2 separate regions of the Homo sapiens genome follow, and region 1 is linked to region 2. Evidence: read pairs that join two places in POLR2A ChIA-PET (ENCODE). Cell type or tissue: Panc1. All regions are shown on one strand. Links, peaks and the distances in the headings refer to the core of each region. The heading gives the core; the rest is flanking DNA. Region 1 overlaps DPF3 (double PHD fingers 3). Region 2 overlaps DPF3 (double PHD fingers 3).

Region 1 (8,211 bases), core at 3,364-5,863, 130 kb before region 2:
CTTAGATCAATTTAGCATCTTTCAACCCCAGACCTTCGGTCCCCATGGTCTAGGACAGATATTATCTTCATTTTAGAGGTTGGGAAACTGCGGCACAGAATTAGGAAGCTAATTTCCCAGGGGATCCTGGTGATGCCAGGATCCTGGTGATGCTCCCTATGGGGAGCCTGCTGGAGCTGCTGCCATGTTGCTTGAAGGCCCGACACACTCACTTATCCTGGACCCGCAGATGAAAAGGGCTTTACAGTTGACGCTCCTCCTGTACCTGGAATGCACCTGAGGCCTTGTCGATCCCTTCTGCTCCAGGACTCTTGGGGAGCAGGGTGGCTCTTTGCCACCCTTGCCGAATTCCGAGGGTGATGGGAGGGAGGGCAGCCAGGGATAGTGTTCTTTCTCTTGTATTTTTTCTGTTTTTGGCAGTCCTTCAATGACTGGGGATGAACGACCAGGATGATCGCCCCCATCCCATGTCGTTGGGGGAAACTCAGACAAGAGGGCATGCACCCCGAAGACGACAGTGGCTTAAGGTGTCCCAAAGCAGAGAGGGCCACAGGCTGGCCAACAAGCAAGTCGTAGGGACCTGCAGAGGGGTATCTCCCAAAGGGGTGGTCCAGGCGGAGGGACTTGAGTCTGGCCAGCTCGAGCAGGGGTGGTGAGGCCTACTTCACCCACCCAGGGTGCTGTCCCTGCTGCGCTGAACTGCCAGAACTCTACAGATGGGAGCAGGCTGCGGCCAACTTCCCCAGCTTTTGAAAATCCTGCATCTTAATTAGTTCCCTACTGCTTTTGTACATGGCCCACATTTTAATAGTCTCCAGGCTTCTCCACCATTTGCTCTCTGATGTTCGGTGCGATTTCTCTTCTCCTCAAGACAGTGCCCCTGGCTCCTGCGACACCCTCCCAATCCGGGAACAACTTAAGGAACGCCGAGGTGCCAAGCATGTAACCTGAGATTGATGAGCCTGTCAGCGGCTCCTTCTGCCCCCAGCCTTCCCCCTCTGCCGTGTGCTCTTCAGATGGATGAGCCAGGCGGGGGTGGGCAAGAACGGGGAGATGGAGGAAGGGACCCGCGGAGCCTCGAGCCAGGTGTGAGCCAATGGACAACGCGACCTTCTCCCGGCCTGCAGAGGAGTCTGGCTGTGTCCTTCCGAGGGGGAAGGACGCTCCGGCTCCCACCCCCATCTGTCAGTGCTTATCTGTCTCTGGGCGGTGGGGGTTGCCTGAGCTTGGTACGGCTGGGAGAATGGATGCCTTCAAGTGCATCAGGGGGAAATGACCAGTCATTTATCTCTTTCCTGCAGTGTCAGAGCCTGCAGCCATCCATCTGGAGGCCTGCACCGGCAGCTTCGTCAGCTCTGGTTGGCCTCATGAGAAGGGGAGCTGGAGCGAGGTGGGCAGGGCGTGCAGCCCCCACTCAGGCTGTGGCTATTACGTGCTGGAAGGGACCTGCTCCTTTTGCCTTCCTGTCCGTCTCAGGAAAGGAGCAGGGACTGGGGGACGAAGTCTGTGTGACTTCAGCTCTGCTCGTGTTCCCCAGCTCTGCTGGTGTTCTGCAGGGCTCTGGGAGCTTGGGCTGGCCGAGGAGGTGGGCTGGCAGCAGGCAGTGGGCAGGACAGTGGCACGGCTGCTGCTGAGTGTCCACGGTCATGTTTTGCAGTGGGACCTGGCAGAGCCACGTGTAGAGCATGAGTTGTGAGTCTGAGGGATCACCCAGTTATGCCATTGCCTGCTCACCTGTACCTCTGCCCACTGGGAGGTGGACAACTTGACGGCGAGGGCCCATCTGTTTCTTCATCTGTATCCCTAGCACCCAGCATGAGGCTTGGCACATAGTACATGGGCAGTAAAGATTTCTAAAGGGATGAGGGAAAGAGACATGTCTGGTGTTTGATCTTAACCTTGGAGAACATGACTTAGCTCTCATCATCTCTGCTTCACAGATGAGGGAGGCTCCGCCAGAGAGGAGAGGCCTGGGGTGGCTGAGCTTGGCTTCCCTTGTGGTTCCCAGCCTGGCCTGGGGGGCCCAAGTGTTGCCATCTTGGCTGTTTGGTTTTGGGTTGTAGGGGCCTTCCCTGTCCAAATATCCTTGCTCTGCAGGAGGACAGGCACCAAACAGGGATCACAGGCCTAGGTTCAAGTCTAGATCCCTCCAGCCACTGGCTGTGTGATTTTGGACAATTTCCTAACCACTCCTGCCTCAGTCCTTCATCTGTGAGATGTGGGTCATGGTGATTTTGCGGGGTTATTCTGAGAGGCGTGTGGGATGGAGGGTGGAGGACTTGGCAAGTGTGAGGAGGCACTGTGATTCTACCTCCACACTGCACTGCTGGGTGGGTCTCTGCAACACAGTTCCCGTCCCCAACACCGAAAATGAATTTGCTGCAGACAGCTCACTGCCCCGCTGGAAAAGTGTGTGCCATCTGGCCCAGAATGGCAACTCATTCTGCCTTAGAGTCTATTCATTTTATTTTATTTATTTATTTATTTTTAGAGACGGGCCTTGCTGTGTTCCTTAGGCTATATTTGAACTCCTGTGTTCACGTGATCCTCCTCCTGCCTCAGCCTCCTGAGTAGCTGGGAATTCAGGCATGCGCCACCATGCCCAGCTCTGTCTTATAGCCTTTTAAAAGGCCCCAGTCTATAGATGACCTAGAACTTGGCCGTGGGACCCACCTTTACCAGAACCACAGCTTGCAGGACCTCACTCCTATGTCCCAGAACTCAGCCCCGAGGCACCCATGGCCCAGGGCACAGAGATGAACTGGGAAGGCCTCCTCTCTGCTTTTACTACACCTGTTAAACCATGGTATGCCAGGCCAGGCCCATGTGGCTAGATCTTTTTCCCTGCCCTTGGCCTGGGCTGGTCCACTTTCTTCTTGAAGAGCCATTCCTCCGTGGACTCACCCTGGTGTGGCTTCACACCTTTGCCCACTTTGCATTGACACCAGCCTCTCCACTTGGCCTCCATCCTGGTTCACTGGTGGGGAAGCCCCCTGCTCAGGGCACTGCTCCCCAGTGCTTACTGCCCCCAGGACACATCTGAGAACCACAATATTAGTACCATGAGGACAGAGCTCTGTCCATATCGTGCATAGCTCCCTCCCCAAGCACCAAACTCATTAAGAGACGACATACATTTTGCAGTAACTCCTCACTGGTCACCCCACATCTGCTCCGACCCCCTTCACTTATTCTCAGAGTGATTCTGTTAACATGTAGGCATCATTATATCATGCTTTGCTCAACACCTCCAGCGGCTTGCCATTGCATTTGGGGTGGACGCCAACATTCTTGCAGGTGCCTACATGGCCTTCAATGCCCCTGTAGCTCCCCAAGCTGGTCTCCTACCATCCCCCTGGCTCACCGTGCTCCAGGCAGATGGGCCGGCTTCAGAGCTTTTGTGCTGAAGGCCCCTTTGCCTGGAACGTCTTTGCCTGGATGTCAGCGTAGCCCCCTCCCTCTCTTCCTTCAGGCTTGCACTTTCCTGGCCACATTTAAAAGTGTAACCCCCCTCCCATCACCCTGACACTCCAACTTCTCCTCCTTGGCTCTGTTTTTCCTCCAAAGCACTGATTACCATCTGTCACACTGAAGGTTTCACTTGTTTGCTTCATGTATTGTTTCTCTCTTGCTAGAATATAAATTCTATGAGGGCCGGGATTTTTGTCTCTTTTCTTCAGAGTCATTGCCCCAGCACCTAGAACAGAGTCGATACATAGTAGGTGCTTGATAATTACTTGCCAAATGAAGGGATAAAGCAGGGTATCTTCCACTGTGGCTCTGCCATGATTTTTCCCCCGAAGCTCCAGGAGCAATGGCCACCCTGGACTTGGAGCAGCACCAGCGTCTGCTTTCCAGCTGCGTCTCATTCTTGGCCTCTTCCATCCTGTTACCTGCCTCAGATTCCGTTTGTTTCCATCCTCCCTGGGCTCATGCCCATGGTGGGGTTAGCTGTGCCTCACTCACCACATCTGGTGGTCTTAGAGTGTCAGAAAGGTGAGGGTTTTTTTGCTGAAAAGCACAAGGAGAGGGAAACTGTAGGAGGTGGAAAGAAGGGAGCTCATACTTATTGAGCATCTCACCTGTGCCAGACACTTCATATGTATTATCTCCTTTGGCCCCATAACAACAGTGGGAAGTGGGTTTTGTTCTCCCAGGTTTACAGATAAGGAGATCAAGGCCAAGTGTGTGCTTTAGGGTAATGGAGCTGAGAGTTCACCCCAGAGCAGCTTTTTGCACTTTCTGGTTGTCTGTATTTCTTTGCACTATGCATTTTTTTTTTTTTTGAGACAGAGTCTCACTCTGTCACCTAGGCTGGAGCGCAGTGGCATGATCTTGGCTCACTGCAACCTCCCCCTTCCAGGTTCAAGCGATTCTCCCACCTCAGCCTCTCGAGTCACTGGGACTACAGGTGCGTACGATCCCACATGGCTAATTTTTGTGTTTTTTTGGTAGAAATGGGATTTCACCATGTAGGCCAGGCTGGTCTCAAACTCCTGACCTCAAGTTATCCACCCACCTCGCCTCCCAAAATATTGGGATTATAGGTGTGAACCACTGCTCCCAGCCTGCATTTTTATTATTTACTTTTTTATTCCCTCCGAGCTTTATTAAGGCATAATTGACAAATAAAAGTTATATATATTTATGGCATACAGTGTGATGTTTAAATATATATATACATTGTGAAATGACTAAATGAAGCTAGTTAATGTATCTATCACTCCACATTCTTGTCATTTTTTGTGTGTGCATGAGAACATTTAAGATTGACTCTCTTAGCAATTTTCATTACTAATAACTGGAGTCACCATGCTGTACAACAGATCTCCAGAACATATTCATCCTGTCTGACTGACACTCTGTACCATCTGACCAGCCTCTCCTGATTCCCCGACCTTGCCTTTGGAAATGCTGCCCGCACTCTGTCCACTCCCACCACCCTCCCCGTCTCACCCTCCTGGTAGCTGCATTTACCTGGTCTGCTGGCAGCTCAGTGGTGAGCTTCCTTGGGCAGTGTGGGTGTTTTTCTGTATCTCGGGGTGGGGGAATGCTTATCTGTGGTCCTGATATCTGGATGCCGTAACCCATCCTGGCGTGTCTACTTAGGGGTGAGAGGGTAGGTGCAGCAGAGGCCATATGGGGGAGGGATGAGTCCTCCTGTTATATGGATATCCTGAGATTCTAAAGCAAGTGGTAATAGGGCCTGCAGGGTGCAGCCTGGGTGATGGGTCCTCAATGTGAACCTCATCTATTTCGAGCTTTATGAGTCACAAAACAGGGAGTCAAAGGCAGCCAAGAAAGTGGCACCCCTAGGGAATGAGCAGATGGATCCCTGGGCCTGCCACCATCTTAGGAAATCAGGTCTCTGATCCCCCTCCCCAGTCTCTTCCCCTGTGAGGTGAGAGATAACAATACCTCCCTCCCTTCTCCCTCCTCACGAGTCTGACAGTCTGATGGGGATAAATGAAATAATGATTCTTAAGCTCTTTTCTCCTTCGTGTAATTTGATGTATAAATCCAAGGAAATATGATGAGCTTAACTCCTCAATATAATAAGCACCCAGACGAGAAAACTGCATGTTTGTATTTTTGAAGAAAAACTAGAGGCAGCTAAAAAAAAAAAAAATTGAGCACTCATGATCTAGCAGGAGGATTCTTTGCCATTGTCTGTGGGATTTCTCCCTCCCTTTTGCACCATAACTCTATCTCCAGGCCCCTGCATCAGAGGGAGCCCATGATGGATGGACGGATGGATGCGCCTTGTCGGGGTGTTTCACCACAATTTCCCTTGGGGCAGTCTGTCTGTTGGCAGAACACACTGCCTCCCGAAAGATGGTATCTCTTGCAAACTCGACAGCTAACAGACAGCTCCTCTCCTTGTATATTTCCCCAAAGAAGAACTGTCTTAATCTGTTTTCTATATGGCATATTTTATTATAATCCATATACGACTTGCAGGTTTCCAGTCCTTCATCCTGAGCCAAATAACGAAGGAGAAGGAGTCAGAGGCTTGGGGAGCTCATGACATTCGTGGCGTTTGCATTTTTAAATGACCTGGGATTTAATTACTCACTGTGCTCCCATGTTGCACTTTCAGACTCATCTCGCCTGCATCCTGTTAATGAGCTCGGTGGCTCCAACAACCCAGTGGAAGCTTTGCTTTCAGTGCATTGGGTGGCAGGCTTGGGGCACCTGTGTCAAAAGCTTGTGGCTTTGATCTGCACCCAAGAGGATGGCTGCCCTGTCTGTAGCCCTAAAGAGAAGAAGCCATTGCTCTTTGCTGGAAATTTCTGTGTGTGTGTGTGGTTTTTTTTGTTTGTTTGTTTGTTTTTTTGCTTTTATTTGTGCTTTTTTTGGTTGTTTTTAAAAGACTTTCTATGCTTCAATCCTTGTTTGTCTCGGAGGTTTTTTCTTATTTAGAAACCGATTTGCTTCGGTTTGCACAGAAGCTGTCTCTGGTGTGATGGATCGTGCTGGAAGTCACCCAAGGAGTATCTCTGTTCCCAATTAGAAGTAGAGGCAGAGCTGCTTACGGGGGCCCAGGGAGGCGGCTGGCTTGGGTGACAGCTGCTGCCGCTCTGGAGAGAGTAACGATCCATGGGTTTATATCCATGTGTATAAAATCAGGCTAATTTAAAGATGAATTATGTGTGTGTTTTGGACCATTTTCTTTTAATGTTAAAGGTTCAATGGCTCCTGTCGGGTTATGTGGGCCCCAAGTTTGTGTGAGGTTCAAAATGAGTACACTTTCAAAGAATTATTAAATCCTATATCCAGATGGGCCATATTCAAATAAAATTGGATAAATGAAATCCCTAAGGGCTCAATAGAAGTGTGTTTAGGACATACATTGTGCAAGGGCTTGGACCTGTTACCTTTCTTCCTCCTTCATTCTGGGACCTCCTGTGGTCAGGAGGCAGAGTGCACCCTGTGTTTGTTTGTAGGGAGGGATGGCTACCCTTTCACTCTGACCTTGCAGGCCTTACCCATCATGCTTTGCAACCAGGGTTTGCAGTGATCCGCTAGAACTCTGCTCTTGGAATGGCACTCGGCAGCTATTACGTGGACAACATTAAGAACCACAGTAAAATTCTTTCCATTTTTTGGAAGCAAAGTCATAGTTAATGTTATTTTTAATGCTGCAAATCTGCACTGTCCATTATGGTAGCTGGTAGCCACCTGTGGCTATGGAGCTCTTGAAATGTGGCTAGTCTGAATTGAGATACGCTCTAAATGGAAAATACCCACCAGACTTTGAAGACAATGCAGATAAAAGAATGTAAAATTTTGCGTCCATATTTTTATGTTGATTTCATGTTGAATGGTAATGTTTTAGAAATACCAGATCGGATACAATATCTTATTAAAATTAATGACACCTGACTTTCTTCCTTTTTCTACATGTGACTACTAGTAAGTTAAAAATTACATAAGTGGCCGGTATTACATTTCTGTTGGACAGTGCAGCTGTACCATTGAAATCAAAACTATTCAAACTTAGGGAATAACATCTAGCATTTTTAGGATACTTACCATGTTGTAGATTCTTTACGTATATGATCTAATTTTGAATCTAAGTTTTGAATAGAATAAAACAAAAGTTGATAAGCCTCATCTTCTACCCTATTTATCACACTAGTTTTTTTGTGTGTGGATTCTTTTAGCGTTTCTTTATGTAGCACATTGCCATGTTTGATTCGCCAACACTGAAATAGATACTATGACCACACCCATTTACCACATATGGAAATGGAGGCTTAGGTTACGTAGCTAGCCCATGGTCCCTTTACTAATACGTGGCAAGGCTAGGGATTGACTCCAGGGCTGTCTGAAGGCAGAACCTATGGGAGCAAATCAACTATTGTGGTAATTAGGGAAGCAAGATGCCACTACATGTCTCTGTGACCCTGGGGGAATCTCTATATCTTTCTGTGCTTCACTTTCCTGTTTAAGGGATTGGACTCTTGATGCTATTGGAGATCCCTTCTTGCTTTTTCCATTTCACTTTTCCCATTTGGTTCTGTTTTCCCTCTTGATTCTTCTACTGTGCCTATCTGGTAAAGTTTGGTTAAAGAGGACCAAGAGAGTAGATTCAATTATGGGAAAGCAGGATGGAGGCATATTTATCAGAGGAGGAAGGAAGAGCAGGAGAAGGAAGAGAGGGGCAAGTTCACTATTGATGGAACATTCTATAGTGGGTAGATACTG
Region 2 (8,211 bases), core at 2,771-5,270:
CCCTTCCATGTCTACTCCCCACTGAGACCCTGATTCTCCTCCTGCCCTCTCCCTTCCCTGCACTGTTTCCTCCCTTCCCTCTGCCGTGATAGATGCTAAGGAGTGGGGTGGAGGTGGGAAGTGGGAAGCAACAGTGGCGTATAGGAAAAAGAAAATATACCCCGTGCACATTTTCAACATGTAGTTGAAGAAGCCTAAATTAGGTACTAGAAAAAAAAAAAGGACAGAAACACTGCCTGATATGTGAGCAAGAGCATGAAAATATAGAATGATTATCTCAGAGCAGAGGAGGTGGGGAGCAGGTGGCTGGAGAGAGGCGGGGTAGGTAGGCAGGGCGTCCCTGGCTCACCAATGCGTCTGGTCCACATGGCATTTGGGAAAGCAGATGGGTCATGCTTTTGCAATGAATGGTCAGATGCTTAGGGGGCATTTGTGCTCCTCTGGCCAGGAAAGGGAACAGAGTCCATCCAAGCTGCCCCCCACTCATCTGCCATGGTTGTCCACCCTGGGGGTTTTTCCTCTGAAGGAAAATGAACCCATCTTTTGCCTGCCATGAATCATTGCAGGGCAGGCTGTTACTGGCTAAATTAAAACCCTTGGCAGGGCATCGACTGTGTGCGAGGCAATGCTCTAGGTCCTGTAGGGGCTGGAAAATAAACCGCATGCTGGCCTAGCCTTCAAGTTGCTTTTCAGCCATGAAATTAAGCTCTGCCAAGCAATCGTGATTGTAGGTCAAGTATCGCGCCATCACGGAAGGTGTAAGTATATGTAGGTTTCTCTGTTGAGGATGCGTGTTCCTCAGTAGAAGACAAGCAGGTGGAGGCATCCAGTGATTTCTACCCTGTGGAGGCTGAGGGGTCGGGGGAAGAAAACAGATGACCTCAGCCTAGTTGCTTTAATCTGCTTTTCCAAGCACTGGATGCCCTTGGATGACAGCATCCTCAGCATTAAAACTGGTGAACTGATGAAGTCACCTGGCCTGGAGTGTGTTGGGCAGCCAGTGTCCCCAGAGCTGCTTGTGGGTTTCTGGGGTGGAAGGCAGGGAGGTGCAACTGGCAGGGCCTGATCAGAGGCAGAAAATGACCCCCACAGTGGTCTTTTCCCTGCTAGAGAAAGCAGAGAGCGGGACTGGGGGGGTGGGGGCTTCAAGTACAGATTGGGCACACTCCACCAGACCCCAGCAAGGTCAGCTGCCCCACGCCTGTATCTGGCACTGCTGGTGTGTGCAGGGATGAAACCCAGCATCAGAGAGGTTTTCAGCAAACCTTCCATGCTCACCTTTGGCCAGGTGCTTGTCAGATCCTAGCTTCGTGCTGGCTTAGACTCTCAGTTGTTTGTGTTGACAGCATTAGGAATAAACCGTTTGTTTCATCTTTCCTTTTCTCCACACGTGTCACAGCCAGATTTCAGCTTTGAGTTATTCCCTGAAGAAGCCACACCAACCTTGCTTTCAAGCAAAATGCCTGGGCTTGGGGGAAGGTGTGTATCTGTCCATGTGTGGATGTTGGCTCAGAGCTATAGCTTCTCTGTGGGGGGTGGCCCAAGGGAAGGCTCCTCTGGGGCCCTGGATGGCACATGACTCCCAGTGAGGAGAATTCTGGTGATCTCTGTGGAGGTAGTCAGGGACACAAGGCTTGGCTGTGAGTCTGGTTTTAAAGTGCGTGACAGCCTGAAAAGCATGCAGGGGTTTGGTCCACTCACCTACTTGAAAGCCTGTGGGCAACGTTCTTTTGAGCCAAGACTTCTCTGAATGGCCCTGCTGGTGGAAGGGGTGAGGCAAAGGCCTCTGACTTGGACCCTTTCCACACCAGACTGGCAGCACTTCCCCCAGGCAGCCAGTGGTGGGCCCTGAGCCCTCAGGTCCCCAGCTCCTTGAGGGATGAACCTGGGAGCCCAAGAGCCAGTGGCTGAGCTCTGAGAAGGCTCCATCTCCCACCTGCCCTTGAGCGCGCTCTCAGGCTGAGAACACGGTCTCATCAGGCGCCTTCCTGGCCTGATGCTGTGCTGTCTACGTCACACGGTCGATTCACAAAAGCCAGAACTAGACCTCAACCAGGTCATCTCCCCGTTGCCAAGTGGGTTCAGGGTGAGGGCAATTTGTAAGCTCAATTTCTCTGACAGCCAAGACATGGAGCATCTCTGCTAAGAAGCCAAAAGAAATTGGTTTTCTTCTTCTCATTGCTGAAGCCCCTCTGTGTCTCTTCTCAGGGACAGGCTGGTCCAGTGGCTTTGGTGAGGGCGCCTCCATTTGTGAACGCTGGGATTCCTCTGGGTGGGCTTTGGCAGGTGGCTCCTATGGTAGGAAGGATGACCAGGTCCCTGGGAATGAGCTGCCTACCTGCTGCTCCACGAGGAAGCTCAGGCCTGCACAGGCTCCACCAGGCCTTGGATGCCCTCTAGTTGAGTCAGAGACCCTGGAAACACACTGAGATCTCCAATTGCTGCCTCCATTGATGTCTCTAGACCTGCAGATACGAAGCAAACCTGGGATTGCTTCTTCCAGGTATGGGCACCAGAGAGGGAAGCCACTGCAACATTTTATCCCCATCATTCCAAAATGCTTGCTTGTCTCTTTTACCTCACACTCACAACTCCTTCTGAGACTCTCAGTCATAAAGGAATGACCAAGAGAGTGGGTCTCCAGTGAGAGAAATGCCTATGAAAGAGGGTTTCCCTTTTTGCTCTTTTGAACACCCTCCCCACTGATCCTTGGGACCCAACGCCGCATTGCCTCTTGCAGATGAGGTTTTGCCTTGGGCTGCTTTGGTACTTCAGACCAGGACTGAGTCTGACACAGCTTTCATGAGGTTACAGAAAAGGGCTACAGATTTGGGAAGCTGTGTGTAATGGTCTTGAGACAATATCTCCATTTGGCCCACCCTGGCTTCTCTAAAAAGCAACGACAGCAACAGACAAACAAAAAGCTCCCACCTCCCACCCCGTTAGCTGTCCTCCTCCTTCACTGTGATGTGGTTGCGGTCTCTGTAGGTGTGTGTGCCACCCTTGTCCTCTGTCCTCTGGGGATGTGCCCTTCCCACGTGTGTCAGGTTCCCACTCTTTCGTGGTTCCTAACGTGAAGTGCTGTGATGTTTCTGCCCTGCCTAAGGAACGTATCAAGCTCTCTCAGTGTTTCAGTGTTGGAGATTGAGGCTGTGCCACATCTTCTGCCATCCTAAGGGGACATGATGGTTCTGTGATTCCCAGAGAGCTGGCAGATTGTGACAATCTCCAGGAGAACCTACAGATTGGAAGCAGCCCACACCTGATGTGGACTCCTGACCCGGGACTCACTCTTCATTCAGAAGACTGGTGGCCCACGTGCCAGGACCACCCCACCTCTCTTGCTGCCTTTTCTCCTGTCCTGATGGGGTTCTGGGAGGGAGACCTGTCGCTGATGAGATGAAGAATGTGGGGATCGAGCAGCCTTCTTCTTTGGGACCCCTCGATATCCCATGGAATGCTCGCACGTTCTCAAAGACTGAGTCACAAGCCCCTACCCCTTCCTTGCTGTGGTTAGTATCTTGTTCTGTGATTGGTTAGCAATGTTGACTACCCACGTAGTGAATCTTTTGTCTGCAATTTAGAGAATGTGTAAACAAATAAAAGGCTTTAAAACTCTTGGAAACTCTTATTTTCCCTACGGATAGTTAGGACCTCACTTGCAAATGTAGAGATCCTGTGGGGGTAGAGCCCTTTCATGTTGGGGTGTGCAGTAGGACTGCATTGTGTAAGAGAGAGAGAAAGAGAGAGAGGGAGAGAGAGAAACACGCATGCGTGTGCATCAGGCTCCAGAGAAACACTAGTGCTTTCATGGTTGCAGGGAGACTCCAGGAGCAACAAATTCCAGGTCTCAGTTGCTGCCTGGTGATGAGCTTCTGGCCACGTCATACATAGCACCAGGGAAGCCACAGTCACCGTGACAGCTTTCATGGGCACAGTGGGCAGCATAGCTTCAGGCCTTAACTGAGAGCTTCATCTGCAGGAGTAGAGCAGCTCCTTTTCTGGAGACCCCTCAGAGAAGCTCCTAGGGCATCCTGAAAGGAGCCCCCTAGATTTTCTAGGAGAAGGGAGGTTGATGAATCAGAGATGACTCACAGGAGAGGTGGGGGAATATGGTTGGGGAGAGAGAGAGACCTCTGGTGCAGGACCCATCTAGAAGCCAGCTGAGTCATTGCTTCTTTTCTCTCAGCTGCCTTCCATGAAGGCAGTGAGTTGGCTGCCCTGGGCAAGGAGCAAGAGGTATCACAGAGGACACATCTGCCCCTAGAGTCTCTAGAGTCTGCTTAGCAATGGCCTTAAAGCAACAGCCTGTGGGTATAGGACTCCTGGTCCATGCGGGAATTGGTTTCCTGAGGCTGCAAGTTAAGAGTCAGTCTCCCAAAAATAAATTTTAGATAGATAAATAAAGGCCTCTACTCTATGCTAGGTACTGGGGCTACAGCAGAGAAGACAAAGCTCTACCTCTCATGAGGCTCACAATCTTGCCAAGGAGGCAGGCACCAGACAGGTAATAGTACAACATGTGATGAACGGGGTCAAGGGGGAAATTGAGGGAACTAGAACATGAGCTCCCTGGTCTCGATCAGTCAGCGTGGTTTTAGTTGGAAGCTACTGTGCATTTTGGTAAGACACAGGTGGGCATGGCAGTGGGAAGACACCATGTCACTTTTTATTCCTCCCCTAAGTGAGTGCTGCACTGTTCTTTAATGAGTCATCCATGCGCCTTCAGCCTTTGCTTTTCTAAGCATAATGTGGGGCCGTTATTTCGGCAGAGAAGCCATTGATGGTTGCTGCGGACATGGGTCATTGAGCAGGTTGTCGAGCCATCTCTGCAGTGGGAGAGATGTTCGCATTCAGGGACCAGAGGGGAAAGGCCAGGCCTTCACCCAAAGCAGTTTCAAGTGACAGCTGGACCTGCAATGCTGAACTGCTAAATTCAGCAATCAGGGGGACTTAGGCTCATATAACAAAATCCAGGCAGCAGACGATTACACAGACACCCACATTCAGGCCTTTCATCTGCACAGAGAGCTGTGCACATTTCTGCTTTAACCCCAGGGAACCCGGCATTGCATCCTAGTCTGCTATGGTATGAATGGTATGTCCCCCAAAATCCATATGTTGAAATCTCCACCCTCAGGGTGATGGTATTAGAAGCAGGGACTTTGGGAGGTGATTATGTCATGGGGGGCAGAGTCCACATGCACGGCATTAGTGCCCTTATAAAGGAAGCCCAAGACAGACCCCTTGCCCCTTCACCATGTGAAGTTGGAGTGAGAAGGTGGCTGTCCATGAGGAGGCAGGCCCTTGCTGGACACCGAATCTGCTGGCACCTTGATCTTGGACTTTCCAGTCTCCAGAATTGTGAGAAATAAATTTGGCTTATTGTTGATAAGCCACCCAGTCTATGGCACTTTATTATAGGGGCCCAAACAGACGAAGACATTTTATCCCATCAATTTCTGAGAGAGGTCTTTTGAGAAGGCAGTAGATGTGCCATGTTCTGTTGGACCTGAGAAAGTTAACTATTATAATGCAGCCCAGAAACTGACATTGCCCTGAGTCAGAGGGATGGAGGAGGGAGGGGGTGTTAGTCCATTTTGTGTTACTAAAGGATATGCCTGAGGATGGGTAATTTGTAAAGAAAAGAGGATTATTTGGCTCATGGCTCTGCAGGCTATACAAGAAGCATGGCACCAACATCTGCTTCTTGTAAGGACCTCAGGAAGCTTTCAATTGAGGAGGAGCAGGTGTGTCACATGGTGAGGGAAGGAGTGAGACAGAGAGGGGGAGGTCCTAGACTCTTTTTAACAATCAGTTCTAGTGTGAACCAATAGAACAAGAACTCAGTCATTACCTACCGCTGGGAGGGCACAAAGCTGTTCATGAGGGATCCACCCCCACGACCCAAACACTTCCCACTAGGCCCCACCTCCAACACTGGGGATCACATTTCAACACGGAATTTGGTGGGAACACACATCCAAACTATCAGCGGGGAAAAGTGGAAGGATCCAAGTTATGTTCAAGCAAACGCAGAGCAGAACGGCCTTCCTCTGCTTTTTCCCTGGGGAGAGGAAAAGGCTTGGAATGGTGGTGGAGTGAGGTGGCGAGACCTAGGAAGAAGGGACCAGTGGGATAAGATGTTGATGAGTGGCTCAACACCCGGCAGTAGTGGGAGTCTAAGGGGTGGGGTTGCGATAGAGATATAATATGGTTTCCCCTCCCTGGGTTGGCAGAAAGGCTACTGAGAGAGGAATCAGAAGTTCTAGATCTTGTCTTATCTGGCTGGGTGACATTTGACTTTATAGATACAGGCATGAGTTTCTATAAAGTCAGCCCTAGACTTAGCGGGTTTGGGGAAGGGGCCATGCAGATCGAGGTATACATGCACCAAAAGATCATGCCTGTCTTCCAGCCCCCAGAGTTGGCCTGAGTCAGGGGCCTTCTGGGGTGTCTGGCAAAGTGTGTTTCCATGCAGTGCCTTGGAATGGCATGGTTTAATACCAGACACGATGAGGCCAGAGGTTTACATTGTTCTAGAATAGTGGTTTTCCAAGCAGACTTTGCAGAGGCCTAGGATTCTGGGAGTGATTTGGGGATGCCCAGAGGTCTCGGGGGACAAGGGTGGAAGGAAAGTCCTTGAGCCTTGAGCCCCAACTTTCAACTCAAACCAGTGACCAGCACAGCTCCGATTTGATCTGTGTCTTCTATTGGTGGTTCTGCTGCTTCAAAAAACACGCAACAGTTTGAAACCATCTTTGGGGCTAGATGGTGGGAAGGGCACAGGGGTGTCCTCTGAGGTTGTGCAGAGTGATGATGGGAGGTCACCTCGGTCCCATGACCCTCTGCCATGCACAAATGGATGTAGCCCATTCCCGGCTTTTGCCAAGGGGGTCTGATCTCCACTTGGGGCTTCTCCCTTGGGTTACTCTTAAGAAGAGCAGAGGGACATTGGTATCATGACCAGGAGGGTCCACTCTGTCCATTCCTGGGCATCCCTGCAGCCTGCAGCACACACTACCCTACCTGTCCCCAGCCCGGCCTGTCTTGGTGTTCTGCTGTCACATCTGCGTCGTAAGCCTCAGCCCGTGTTTTGAACCATCAGCGCTTTTAGCAGGGCCAGAACAACAGTGTGTCCCCAAGGTGGGTGGGTTAGGAATGTTCGGGCTAAACTTCAGGTAATTAGCATTGTTAATGCTCGTTCTGTGATATTACAGCTGTGAGCCTCATTAAAGTGTTCTCCGGGGGAAGCAAGCTGAGATCCAGGTGTCAGCTCTCCTCTGCGTGCAAGCGCCCGCCTGCCATCTCCAAGCCTCTGTGCTGAAGCCTGGCTCATTCCCATCCCCTCCTCCTGCTCCTGCTCCCTCTCTGCTGGCATCTGGGCTGGGCCTGCTTCCCTTCGCTGGGATTTGCGCCTTCCCATCCCCTTCTCCAGCATGGAAAGCTCTGTCTCCCCTTTACCCAGAGAGAAACGTGCCCACAGCATGGAGTGGAATGGCTGCCGCTGGTCCTTGCTCACTCCAACTCAGCTTTGAAAGAAAGATTATTCTGCTCCAGACAGGGAGCCCAAACCTGCCCTCTACAGTGCCACGGCATTTTATCCATGGCTGTACCCTCCCTTGCCTCCCAGAAAACCCAAGACCTGGTGCTCCCCACCTCCTGGCTATTTCCTGGGCCCAACTGGCATCTGTTGCAGTGGCCCCGCTCAGAAAGAAACCCGAGTCCCTCTGGCTTTAATTTCTGGGATTCCTGATTCCTGGGAGGGGAGGCAGGGGACTGACTATTTGCCAAACAGAGAAATATGAAACGCTCTCCAACCCCCTTGAAACCTTGAGGAAAATAATGCCATCCCCGCCAGGGACTAAACACAGGCTCAACCCAAAACAGAGAGGGAAAACACAATTCCAGAGAGCCTCCCTGGGGGCTGGGAGGAGCTAAGGAGGGTCGTACCAGCACCCAGACCCTCTTATTCTCTCCCCTTTCTGCTTTCCTCAAACCCCTGGGTCATCTGTGTCCACAGAGGTGCATGTTCAGAGCGGTCATCCAAGCCATTTTGATGGACACAACTCACCGTCTCATGTGGCTACAGACTTGGAGGATAAAACTTGACAGCAACTTTAGAACTTCCCAGTGGAAGCAACGGGCCAACTGAGAGGTATAGCATGTACATTGTTGCCTTTAACTCAGGATGGAACCACAGATATGTGG

Evidence for each region. Peaks named below come from ENCODE experiments on the same cell type or tissue, not always from the same donor. Only the 100,000 strongest peaks of a DNase experiment are listed, where the experiment ranks them.
Region 1: POLR2A ChIA-PET joins it to region 2 with 6 read pairs; 2 of 35 experiments call an interaction of 5 or more read pairs at or near these places.

Annotation. Positions count from the first base shown.
Region 1 is chr14:72,735,317-72,743,527 of GRCh38, reverse strand. The region is part of intron 3 of DPF3 (double PHD fingers 3); the gene reads left to right. Among named protein-coding and RNA genes, the nearest start is that of DPF3, 150 kb to the left of the region's middle. RefSeq lists an enhancer at 489-1,446. In Panc1, for the core only: no CTCF peak of the experiment used is centred there; no DNase peak of the experiment used is centred there.
Region 2 is chr14:72,604,441-72,612,651 of GRCh38, reverse strand. DPF3 (double PHD fingers 3) reads left to right here. Exons shown (of 11, transcript NM_001280542.3): 11 at 1-3,618. It also overlaps a transcript of RGS6 not described here. Among named protein-coding and RNA genes, the nearest start is that of MIR7843, 92 kb to the right of the region's middle. In Panc1, for the core only: no CTCF peak of the experiment used is centred there; a DNase peak (open chromatin) is centred at 4,111.